Linked DNA regions of Homo sapiens: region 2 is linked to region 1. Evidence: chromatin loops called from intact Hi-C (ENCODE). Cell type or tissue: IMR-90. All regions are shown on one strand.

What was found. Peaks named below come from ENCODE experiments on the same cell type or tissue, not always from the same donor. Only the 100,000 strongest peaks of a DNase experiment are listed, where the experiment ranks them.
Region 2: it touches region 1 in a loop (2.2-fold over the local background); 15 of 110 quality-filtered maps call a loop at or near these places.

What each region holds. Positions count from the first base shown.
Region 1 is chr5:91,177,406-91,179,905 of GRCh38, reverse strand. The region is part of intron 6 of LOC107986432 (a long non-coding RNA gene); the gene reads left to right. Among named protein-coding and RNA genes, the nearest start is that of LUCAT1, 140 kb to the left of the region's middle. In IMR-90, no CTCF peak of the experiment used is centred here; DNase peaks (open chromatin) are centred at 705 and 1,205; H3K27ac peaks cover 455 bases.
Region 2 is chr5:91,125,242-91,127,741 of GRCh38, reverse strand. The region is part of intron 87 of ADGRV1 (adhesion G protein-coupled receptor V1); the gene reads right to left. Among named protein-coding and RNA genes, the nearest start is that of LUCAT1, 190 kb to the left of the region's middle. In IMR-90, no CTCF peak of the experiment used is centred here; a DNase peak (open chromatin) is centred at 1,051; H3K27ac peaks cover 1,318 bases.

The DNA.
Region 1 (2,500 bases):
CCTTCCTTCCTTCCTTCTATTCAGGGTCTCGCTCTGTCACCCAGGCTGGAGTGCAGTGGCGCAGTCTCGGCTCACTGCAACCTCCCCCTCCCGGATTCAAGCAACCTTGTGCCTCAGCCTCCCGAGTAGCTGGGATTACAGGAGAGTGCCACCACACCTGGCTAATTTCTGTATTTTTAGTAGAGATAAGGTTTCACTATGTTGCCTAAACTGGTCTTGAACTCCTGGACTCAAGTGATCTGCCCACCTGGCCCTCTCAAAGTGCTGGGATTGCAGGCATGAGCCACAATGCCTAGCCTGGGGTACTTTCTTAAGTGGAGGATACATTGGTATATGTTGTCAGTAATTTTCTTCCATATTAACCGGGAAGCATAGCGATCTAGTTGAGAGACATAAAGGGGAGAGAGTTCTATAGCTTCCATGAAATATCCCTGTAACTTTATTTTGTTAATTGCCCTTTATCACTGCAGCTGGTTACAAGTAGATCTTTCTGCAACCAAAATAACCCAATTACAGTACCATTCATGATTTTACAGTTTAGACTATTAATATTAAAAACCACTTGAACTTTGTCTATTTCATATTATAATAGGGCCCCAATGGCAAAGCATCTATTATTTTGTACTTTAAGTGATTTTCTTTTTCCTAACTTCCCAAAGAAATGGCGCAAGTAAAAGAATTTATAAACAACATCTGTCTAGCTCATGTTATTGGTTATTTGTGTGAAAATTTGTCTTATTACTCACACAAGATTTTTTTTTCACCTTCTGGAAAGGAATAATCTACAATTTCCTGTAAGTAAAAAAGCCAGGGAATATTTTTTTATTCTGATCTAAGTTATTCCTTCACTTTTAATTATTACAACTACTATTACCCTATCCAGCCAGAAAAAAAGTCTGACCTCATATAAATAAAGCTTTAGAATAATATTGATTTAAAAAGTTTCAATAGTAATGGTAGGATAATTTAAATAAAAGGGACTGTCATACTCCCACATGAAATATAGATAAAAGAGTTAATAAGATAAACCTAAAAATAAGTTTGAAAAACTATAAGATTAATTGAATGGGTACAAGCAAAGACTAAGAAATCCAGCAATATTTCCCTCTATTTTCTTCTCCAGTAGTGTTTCAGATGATTCTGAATTCCACAGGAAGTGGTAAGATCTTTTCATGATCAGTTTTTCCTTTTGTTTCTGGGGAAGGATCATATCTGGCTTAGTGACGTCTATTGTAAGAGATTGTTTTTCAGAATATTTTAACTCATCTTTTGGGTAACTGATCTCAGGTCTGAAAATTGCAAAATGTTTCCAAATGCAGCTTGTTCCTTTGAGCATTCCTCTTTCATAATTCTAGTTATGAAACTAGTAACTCAGGCTATCTGTCCTGGTGCAGGGGATTTACCTTTTCATCTCAGGAAATTTTGAAGAATTTTATACGTGTATCAGAGTATCCAAAATTATTGTATTAGTCTTTTATGAAAAATTTAAGTTCTTATTTCTGCTTCTATCTCCTCTGGGATTTTCTTTATTGTGTCGTTTGTATTGCTTCTTGCACTTGGTGTGAATTTTTTTTTTTTTTTTTGAGAAGGGGTCGTACTCTGTCAACCAGGTTGGAGTGCAGTGGCATGATCTCAGCTCACCGCAACCTCTGCCTCCCAGGCTCAAGCTATCCTCCCACCTCAGCCTCGCGAATAGTTGGGACAGGTGTGGGCCTCCATGCCTAGTTAACTTTTGTATTTTTAGTAGAGATAGGATTTCACCATGTTGCCCAGGCTGGTCCCGAACTCCTGAGCCCAGGTGATCCACCCACCTGGGCCTCCCAAAGTGCTAAGATTACAGGCATGAGCCACCGAGCCCTGCCTTGCACTTGGTATGAATGCTTTATTATGGTAGCCAGTGGTGATTCTATCAGCTTATTTCACCCTCAGTTTTTATTCCTTGCAAAGACTGAAGAAATTAACACAATCTAGGGCAACTATTTAACTTTAGAAACATTTGATTTTTTTTGGAACTCAAGATAGAGTGGTGAGTCAGCAGGGAGTAATACACTTGGTTCGTGGGAAGAATAGCTTTGGGTGGGCTGAAATGCTAATGCCAGAGCCAGGTGTGGTGGCTCACACCTGTAATCTCAGCACTTTGAGAAGCTGCAGTGGGAGGATCGCTTGAGCTCAGGAGTTTGAGAAGAGTTTGCAACTTAGTGAGACCTTGTCTCTATAAAAAAATTCTAAAAAGTTAGCCGGGCATGTGGTGCATGCCTGTAGTCCCAGCTACTTGGGAGGCTGAGGCAGGAGGATTGCTTGTGCCTGAGAGGTCAAGGCTGCAGTGAGCCATCATTGTGCCAGTGCACTCCAGCCTGTCCAGCAGAGTGAGACCCTATCTCTTAAAAAAAAAAAAAATAATGTCAGAGATAAAAGGCGGAGAGGGAAGCAGGGTGGCTGGAGTGGTAAGGGAAGTGCATGCCTAAAGATGCACACTGGATTAGGGTGGTTCACCTGAGAT
Region 2 (2,500 bases), 52 kb after region 1:
CTGGTGTCTCTATAAAGGCAGCTTCCTAATTTCTTATCCTGGATTTAAGCTGTCACTAAGATCTTCCTTTTGCTTTGTCTACTGTATGATTATATGGACTGTTTATCCAGCTGAAGAAATATGTCTCTAAGACATAAAGTCTTTAAGTGATCCCTTTTGTAATAACCCAAATCTCTAGTAAGATTTTTTTTTTTTTTTTTTGGTGAGACTGGGTTTAGCTCCTTTACCAAGACAGGAGTGCAGTGGCAGGATCAGAGCTAACTGTAGCCTTGAATTACTGGGCTCAAGGGATCTTCCTGCCTCAGCCTCTGGAGTAGCTGGGACTATAGGCACACTACCATGCCTAGTTAATTTTTAAATTTTTTGTAGAGACAACATGTCACTGTGTTGCCCAGGTGGGTCTCAAACTCCTGGCCTCAAGCAATCTGCCCACATCAGCCTCCCAAAGGGTTAGGATTACAGGCATGAGCCACTAGGCCAGCCAGATTTCTATTATTTGACAAATATGAAGTCTCAAATGTCTTGTGGGATGCCTGCAGAGTATTCAAGGGATAATAGCAACTAGCCCTGACTAGGGATGGACTCCCATACTGGTAATGGCTTGTTCTTCTCTGACCTAAGGCAGATTACAAAGAGTCTGGTACAGCACCTACCAGCAAGCGCAAAGGTGCTCTTTGTTCAGGTTGTTGGGAAGTGCAATCAGGTGACCTTGTGTATTATTTGGTTACCGTAATTCTGGAAACAAGGAACTGTAGTCTATAGAACAGACACCTGGCTGTTCTGCAAGGCTGGATGCCTGTCTTCAGATGTTAGAAAATCAAAAACTTTATAATATGGGTATGCTGCTTGCTGCCTCCGAGAGAGGCACATCCATTCAAACACCAGGCATATCTGCTGTTGCTTCTGCCCTTCCTAAATCCACAATCTCCCTACAGAAGTGGTCCACAAATGACAGAGCCATTTCACAGACAAATCCTGTTTCCAGTGCAATGCTGCAAACATAGATTAAGTCATAACTTGGAACCCTTCCACTGAGAAAACTTACAAGAAGCAAAGCAACTTTTTAAAGCATAGCAAAATAAACATTTGCTCCATGACTTACTGAATTTGGCACATGAAAAATATGCACTTCCAGTAAACTTGGTGATTTAACTGAGGTACCGGCTTTACCTTCCTGGTTGCTCAAGGCCACCAGACTGCTCTGGGGGGCTGACCTCATTTCTACTTCTACCCTCTTCACTAAGTCTATTATTTGAGGCAAAGCATGTAACCTTTAGCTATTTTAGCTCCTCTAAGTGGGGCAATGCTGCTGGCTTTTACCATAGTCTTAGGAAAAATGTTGAATAATTATATTCTTTTCATGTAAACATTGTTTTGGTAGAACACACTGGAAAATTATGAAGCATCTAAATAATTTGAAAATGTCAGTTTGGGTTGAGGTGTTAACACCGGTTAGTCATCTAAAGAGATTTCCCTACATTGAGAGAATTTGTGGAAGGGGAGTGGAGGCATTGGAAATTTCAAATAAGAGATTTAATTCAACAAGAATTTACTGGGAACTCTGTGCCAGCTCTGTAATTAAGCTTTACAGGCAGTACAAAAGAACCAAGAGAGTGGGTCTTCAGGGAACTGGTTAGGGAACTGCCCCAGGCAATGTATGATGAGGTGCCAAATGAGTGAAAATATGGAATGCAATGAGGTGGGGGTTGCATCAGAAGATGTTACTATAAACTAGAGTGGGCATGGAAAGCTTCAAGGAAGTAGTCCATTTAAAGCTGGATTCCAAAGAAAGGTAAGGTTTGAAACATTTAAAAAGGAAAACAGAACTACAGATGGATATAGCATGGTAGAAGGAAGACGACAATGAAATAAGATCCCTCTGTATCAAATATGAACATAATCACTGCATGTGTTCATTTCATCTGATATACCTCAAAATAGTGCTTTCTAAGCTCTGTTGATCTGGTTACCAATGAAAAGCTCTAGCACAAAATGCATTCACTCAAAATAAATTTGGAGAATTATTTAAGGCCGTGCAACTCTTCTCCTTTATTCCTTTGAAAAAAATAATAAAGCTACCCTTTACTGAGTGTTTACTGTGTGGCAAGCACTGGGCTAAGCATATTATGTGTTATTTCATTTACTGGGATTTAGGGATGGCACTCTAACTGGAATTCAAACTTAGGCCTGTCTGATTCCAAGTCTAACTCTATGCTGTGATTTGCCCAAGACTAGTGTCGCCTGGATTCTCTATGGACCTTAGGGATTGTCAATGTACTTTCAGGGATCAGGCAACAGCTCTGTGCTGTGATGCTCCAGACTGTAGCTCTCACTGTATCTTCCAAGTATATTCCTGGCCCTTTCAAGGAAGTAATAGTAATAGCTACTTTTGGGGGGAAATGATATTATAATGCATGACCTACCCAAAGTGAATGAAATGCACTTTTAGAGACCACTGTTTGTACGCCATGTCAGCAGCAGAGTTTAAAAGACTCTCGTA